Regions from separate parts of the Homo sapiens genome. Here region 1 is linked to region 2. A link is a contact called in ENCODE Hi-C data. All regions are on one chromosome and are shown on one strand. The core of a region is the stretch at or near the end of the contact, and the rest is flanking DNA. Distances in the headings are between cores, read along the strand shown.

Region 1 (3,724 bases), core at 978-3,477, 900 kb after region 2:
GCATTCTGTTCTTCTCCTGCTGCACTTGATAAAACTTTGGGATCACCTTGCTTTGGGATCACCTTAGCGATGACTGCCAAGCTGGGAACAGTTCAGAGCAGCTTAAGGCTATGGCACTGTGACTCCCAGGGCTGCAGCTGTAGCTACCACCGTCAGAGACAGGCCCTGAGGAAAACCACTGCCTCGATCACGGGGCTATGCTCACTGTGCAGAGCATCTCCCCAGCCCACTGCTTGCTTCTCAGGGGCAATTTGAATATGTTTATTATTCTGGTGAAGCCGCTCCTAACCAGACCCATCCTGCAGCTGGCTGTAAGCTATTTCATTATCTCTTCACTTAGCAGATAAAAAAGAAAATGGAACTGAACATGCTATGTCAGAGCAACCCCATCCCCATGGCCACGCACACCCTGATCTATTTAATCCAGGCCCTCGCTTCCCTCCCAGCCCTCCTCCCGAATCTCTCCAACGCTACCCAAGAGAATGCAAAAGGCCAGGCTTCTGCATTTAAAATTATACTATGAAATAGAAGAGCATTACTCTGAAGAGGTACAGGAATTTTCCTGATGCTATGTCTAATTTTGTGAACAGATATTTTGTTCACAGGACAAGAATCCTGTCCAAGCACCACACTAATGGGACCTTGAGCCAGCAACTTCTTGCTAAGCCCCTGATGGTGTGCAAAGCAGGAAGTGCAAGTCCCACCCCATAGGAGCAGCTGGGACTGAGTACCCATGACACGCAGATGCCTTTACCAGGGTGGCTGGTGGCACAAGGCCCCACATGAAGGAGGGTCCGTGTTTGATTTAATGCCCGGTACTTGCCATCGTGAAATCCTTAAAGCTTTGAACAAAGGGCCCTGCATTTTCTTTTTGCACTGGACTCCACCCATTTTGTAGCTGACACTGCTGTTACCTACAATCATGCAGTCCTTACAACAGCCTACAAGTAGAGCTTAGATCTTCATGGTGTGGTAAAGAAATTGAGACTCAGAGGAGGGAAGGCGCCTGTTCAAGGTCCTGCAGCTCATCATAGTTGTCAGTGCCAACGTCATCATTATCCTCTCCAGCAGCCCACCCGTCCTCCCAACTCTCTGGCCCACCGCCTGGGAAGCAATTTGCAGAGCAGTTACACAGTGTAAATGACCACGCTGATCATTTGTTTTCCTCCCATTCCTTGTCTTTCCCTACTGGAATGTAATCTCCATGCAAGTAAGAACTTGCCTGAGTTTCGTCCACTGTATTTTAAGTAGACAGTAGTGCCTGGCACACAGTAAGCTGTGAAAATGTGATAGAATGAATGGAAATAGATGATTTCCCAAGACTCCCTGGTTAGGAACTGTGCTGTGACCTTGGGTCCTTTATCTTCATTATTCTTTAGTTCTACACCTCAAGGAAGAACTGCTGTCCCTGTTTGATGGATGAGGAAGCTAGACTTAGAGCATTTAAGTCTCCAGGTCAGATTGTTAATAAGAGACAGAGCCAGGCTTAGAAACCAGGTCTCTCTGATGCTGTTGGAGGGAGCATTTTCTCATGGTATCTTCAGCTGAGCACCAACCAAGACAGCAGCTGCCCTCTCATCTGCAGCACTAACACAGTAACAATCCCCACAGCCCCAAGGGGCTTTCGATTGAATGAGATCATGCCCGTGCAGTAGCCAGTTCAGTGTGGCATGGAAAATGTGGTCAGCACATGCTAGGGGCTGGCCATCTTTGTCCCTCCACCATCCTATATGGGACTCTGTTTACTTCTTGCCTTCGCTACCCAGAGGTGTGGATTCAGGAAATAGCACATGGATTATTTGTAATACATTTCTTTTTCTGAAAGTGGCTCTGCCATATCTGCCCCCACCTTGCTCCCACCCTGTGTCCTTGGGGCCCTGTAAAGATGGTAATGGGTTCTGGAAGCAGCTGTCTGGGTTTTTAATCCTGGCTCTTCCATCACTTACTAGTTGAGTGTGGTAGTCAAGATTCTCCAGAGAAACAGAACCAACAGGATGTGTGCGTATGAAGGAGGGAGGGAAGGAAGGAGGGAAAGAGATTTATTTTAAGAAATTGGCTTATGCGATCATGGAGGTATAAGTTCAAAATCTGCAGACAGGCCAGCCAGCAGGAGACTCAGGAAAGAGCTGATGTTGCAGTTCAAATCCAAAGGCCATCTGCTGGCACGATTCCCCCTTGCTTGCGAGAGGCCAGTTTCTGTTCTGTTAAGGCCTCTGACTGGTTGGATGAGCCTGCCTGCATTATGGAGGGCAATGCGCTTTACTCAAAGTCAACTGACTTAAATGTTAATCTTACCCAAAAATACTCCCACTGAAACATGCAGAAGAATGTTTGCACAAATATCTGGGTACTGTGGCCCTGTCAACGTTAACTCATAAAGTTAACCATCCCGCTGGTGACCCTGGGAAAGTCACTCAAATTCCTTGAGCATAAGACTCCTTAGCTATAAAATAAACAAAATGAGTCAGCATATCCTACACCACAGAAAACTGCTATGAGAATCAAATGAAATAATACATGTAAAGTGCTGTGAACGGTGCCGGATAATACAGCCACAATGTCGCCTTGGGGTCATCTGCATTCCTCCAAGGGCAATTGGCTCCTTCCCTCTCATCTGTGTCCTCCTTCCCCTTGGGTGGCAGGAATGCAGGGAGATGTGAAAAGGTCCCCTGGTCCCTCTCTGTGGTCAGGGGTCCCGCTCTGTGGTCTTCCTAAAGAGCAAAATTCCCAAGAGTTCTCAGTAAAAAGACCCCAGCTTTTATTCCCAGTCTCAGTTTTACTGCTTTCTGTAAGACTCTGTCTGGTATTTCTCTTCTCCCGAGCAAGGTTTTCTTATTTGGAAATTGATCATGTTTAAATGTTTGATGTATTCATTAAGCTTTCACCATATGCCAAGCCTGGACTCATTCTTTTTTATGCAACATTGCATTTAATTCTCACAACAGCCGTTACAGACAGACATGATTAGCTCACTTTACAGATGAGGAAACTGAGGCTCAGAGAGGTCAGGAACCTGGGGCTATTGCTTCATACAGAGTTAAGGTCCCTTCCAGTGTCAACAGCCAGGGCTCTCTGACTCTTATGCGTTTTGGCAGCATGTCCCCTTGGAGGATACTCACAGAGAGATTGGGCCCTAAAAATAGCAATTCTTAAAATATTAATTCACCGGAAAGGTCTCCACGTCGACTCTGCTTTCAAACCAGGGCTCCCACATTTCTAGTAAAATCAGGAAAGAGAAATCTCTGGTTTTGTGGGGCCACCCTGGGCCCTGCAGTCAGCCGTGGGTAGGTGAGTGTGGGTGTCCGGGCCTGGAGGGTGCGTATTTTTCAGCTGATCTGTGCCCACCGCGCCAGCTTGTCTGACTCCCACATACGTATTCATGCTGTGCCTCAAGAGGTGATGCTCCTGCCCTCCCCTGTCACACGAGGCAAACTGAACATGCCTGGCTCCTGGTTCCACCTACCCCTGGGACTCAACAGCTGTGACAGTCATCCCAACCGGCTCCCAGAGGAATCCGAGCTGACCACTGGAGCTTCATGTTTTAATGAGGCTATGCCTATGTGCCAGAGGTTGGCGACTAAGAATTCCAAACAAAATCCTCCCCTGAACGAGCCCAGGACTCGTAGCATCCCATTGTGAGCCAGCTCAGATGATCTTTCTTGCCCAGAAGCAGAGCAGGCCTCTCAATCCTCAGGAGGCATTGGAACTGCACAGGGGCTTATGG
Region 2 (3,860 bases), core at 1,347-3,846:
AAAATAGTAGTGGCACAAGTTAATAGTCAATTTTTATTGAGTACTACATACTATACGGCAGGCACCAATCTAAATGCTATGCATCCGATTTGCTTCTCCTAACAATCCCTTAGGGTAGGTATCATTATTACCCTTTTGCAGATGAGAAGACAGTAAACTAACACATCCTGTATAAATGGTTTGAAATAAATACAAAAATAAATTTTTGTTTGGTATGTCTCAAACCGAGTGCCTGTGTGCTTTTAGCTTCTGCAAGTCTACCCACAAAGATGACTCTGCTGTCCCATCTGAGTACAATTAAGTCACTGCAGGTCGCATTTACCAGACCTGTAGAAGGGACATAGTGAGATCTAACTTGTTCAGGTGAAAGGCACTGTCTATAGCTATGGGCCAGCACAGAACTAACAGCCACAATCCAGGATCAGCCAGGCTCTGGCTCCTTCATTAGGCTAATACTTAACCAAACAAGTTATTTAAACTCCATTCTAAAACTACAGGCATTCATCTGACTCATCCCATTCTTTCTCCAAAGATAAATCAAGTTTACTTTTTAACTAGCTATATTTTAATGACGCTAATTTCCTAGATCATCAAGACATTGAAATTCTCCATAAAACCCATCTACCATAAAACCAAATTCATTATAAAACAGCAGTATGGTCCCTACATGAGATGCATTTGACAGGGGGAAAAAAAGACTCTCTTACATTATCTGCTCTTATACACATAAAGGTTTTACTAGGAAACACCAAACAAAACAACACAGCATCCCAATAGGCAAACAGGTCTCCTGTGAGAGCTGGTCCTATCAGTGGATCTACACAGTTGACATGGACTCAACACCAGGAACTACTAACATGGATGAAAGTCCCATAAGCATATTACCTAGTGGGGAAAAACTGAGACAAAACAGAGGTTGCCCAAAGCATGTATGGTGTGACCCATATGCGTGAAACATAGGAAATGCACACCTAGAGCTGTATACATACATAGAGGGGAATCTAAAAGACTGCTCGGCAAGGTATCAATGATTGTAGGTGGTAAGATTTGGAGACTGCTTTCTTCTTCATACTTTTTGCACTTTAAAATTTTTCTACAGTTACTACGTAAAATCCTTATAATCAGATAAAACATGTTATTAAACAATCAAAAAGGGTGAATCTTCCCACATACTTCCTTGACTAAAACTGTACATTACCTTCCCCTTTAACCCAGGATAAGCCCACATCCTCATGCCCAAGGCCCGCCAGTGCCCTACGCTCTGCTGCTGTCTCCAGACGCAAAGCCCTCCCTGCTTCCCAATCCTGTCTTCTGACTCACTCCTATGCGTGAGGCTCTGCTCAGGTGTCACACCTCCTAAAGGCTTCCCTGCTAACTCGAGGCCAGGTTAAGGATCCATCTTGCAAATACATCCCTTGCAGAGATGTCACCATCTTCTGAGTTTTGAATTGTTTTCATGTCTCCCTGACATAAGCTGCTGAGGCGTCTGCCTAGCCCAAAGTGGCTCCTCAATAACTATTTAATGCTCCACATGGGATTTTCTTTTTTTAAAAAACTTTTTGAATTGATTTTCTATCCCCTTCAAGAATCAGTAATAGGGTACAATAAACTCCAAACATACTAAGGCAGCCACATACTTCCCATTATCCACTAGATGGCAACACAAGTATTAGAGCAGCAGTAATAACAGGACCTCTCAAAAACAGCAGTTTTTTCCCAAGGACTTTAAAAATTTCTCTGATTCTTTTGATCTGGAATCAAAGGATTAATAAAGGTTCACCATTCTGTGCAGGAGGAAGCTGAAATGAGATTGTTTTTAAGCATACATATGCACTACAGATGAGTTGAGTCCAGGAATATTCTGAAACACTGCACTCTAGGCAGATTCCACACAAAGGGAGCTCTGGGAGCATGGCTGCCAGCTGCCATCCCAGGCGGCAGGCCCAGCTTTGTTTTTATGTGTCACCCACAGAACAGCCTTGCTAGCTGTTCCTTCGTGGGTGTTTTGTGAATTACCCAAAGCACGATATACTGTACAACAAAAACCCTGGTACAAAATGATGGGATTCTTCTCAAAGAGCGACCGCATTCTGACTGTGGGGAGAGTTCAAAGCAGTCGGCAAGTGTCCTTTGCTGATCACAGCAGTGGTTTGACTTGCAAACCCCCTCACCCTTCCCAGGATGATAGAAATTCTGTTCTGCTGGCACTCACAACACTTCCAACAAAGACCTGATTGATTATGGAACACTAAGTACTGATTTGCATAATTTGCCTCTGCAAGAAACAAGCATTGTTCAAGATTAAAGAGACTCCAGTAGGTCCCTCTGGCATATTGTAAAAAGGTCCCTGTAACACAAAATCATTATTTTTTTTTCATTCAATCAGTGGACACAGCTTGCTGTTCAGTTAGTATGCAGCCAAAGGCACAGCCAGAAAAACCACTGCTGTATGTTTGCCAACTACTGACAAGTTAAAGTGATTTTTCACAAGGATCATGTACCCAAGTTTAATTTGGAGCCCACTGACTAAATTCCGAGTCTAACTCCTTTCACTCTTAATTGAAAAATGCATCAATAGCAATTACTAAGTCAGAGCTAAAAGTTCAGAACTAACACACCTCTGGAGCATGTTGACCTGCTGATGTCACAGTGGGGACTGTCTGAGTCCTATCCCTGTGCAAAAGAAGCTCCCCAGTGACCAATCACCCACAAAAGAGGCTAGCACAGCCACAGACATTCCACTGTGCTCAGGACCACAGCAGCGAGTTTGTTGAGGGAATACATAAAGGAACTGTTCCTTTCTCGCTTTCTTCTTTTCTTTCAGCAGTTGTTGAGTAAGCAACTCCTGTCACTTTCCCCCAATTCCTACTGAGGGGGACACTCTTCACCAGGCCTCACCAAACTCGGATGGCTCTCCTCCCTGCTCCTGCCTCCTCCTTCCTTGTCCCCTCCTGAAGCACTAGCCTCCCTCGGGTTCCAGAACACCACTGTCTCTAGGTTCTTTTCTAAAACCTATAACTCCTTTTCTTCACCTTCATTCATTCCCTCTCTGCCTTTGTTAATCTCTGAAACTTCTTGTAAGTTCAGCCCTTGGCTCTTTCTTTACATGTTCTTGCTAAGCTCACTCATTCCAATCCATAGCTTTATTTACTGTCTACATGAATTGTCCACCCAGCCGCTGCCTCCCTCCTGTGTTCAAGCTGAGTGTATCCAAATGCTTTTTAGATACTGCCACTGTGTGTCCCACTGACGCCTCAAAAGCAATATGTCCCAACGGTATCCTCATGCAGCCACTCACACCCTCTGGCTTACTCCTAGTCCCTCCTGTTCTGACGGCCCCAAAGAGAAAGTCTTCATCCTTTCTAGATTCCAAGTTAGAACACCTTGGCCATTTTACACTCTTCTCTCTTTTTCACCCTACAAATGAAATTGGTCAGTCAGTCCCATCCACTCACCTTGTTAAACACTGGCTAAAGGAGCCAGCTCCATCTACCAGCTTCTGTTCCTGCACTTCCTGCAACCACCTGCGTGCCAGACCACAGAGCCTTTCCTTAAGCAAGCCTCCTCTTCTCTGCCCTGCACTCTGGCACCTGCTTCTCTCTGCCCAGAATGTCTTCATTCCCATCACTCAACTTCTACTCAAAATTGCAGGCCCAAGGAGGCTTTAAAATATAGTATTCTGGGTTCACTTTCCACCTTCCTTGAGGCAAGCTGTAAGTGATAAATGTTAGCTGAATATATCAAGTTCTTTATTCCATCAGTCTGGAAATCTTACCAGAAAAAATAAATAAGGCCATCTTAACCTAGGAAAAGTATAATCAATAGCTAAATAACCTATTGCTAAGAACCAATACTAATCT

The links. A loop is a pair of places that touch in the nucleus more often than their neighbours do. Pooled maps may share reads with other maps.
Region 1: a map with no recorded cell type shows a loop between it and region 2 (12-fold over the local background). The contact joins the enhancer-like site here to the promoter of STX18-IT1 in region 2. A Hi-C loop is called at or near these places in 1 of 168 maps with a recorded cell type or tissue (PC-9), 2 of 37 single-sample maps with no recorded cell type and 6 of 50 pooled maps.

What each region holds. Positions count from the first base shown.
Region 1 is chr4:5,379,869-5,383,592 of GRCh38, forward strand. The region is part of intron 4 of STK32B (serine/threonine kinase 32B); the gene reads left to right. Among named protein-coding and RNA genes, the nearest start is that of LINC01587, 140 kb to the right of the region's middle. Within about 2 kb of position 2,228, at least 2 of the 41 ENCODE cell types and tissues checked have a DNase peak (open chromatin) inside an H3K27ac peak, as active enhancers do.
Region 2 is chr4:4,479,104-4,482,963 of GRCh38, forward strand. STX18-IT1 (STX18 intronic transcript 1) reads right to left here and starts at 2,597. Exons shown (of 4, transcript NR_126434.1): 1 at 2,502-2,597. All of the region lies in intron 1 of STX18 (syntaxin 18), which reads right to left.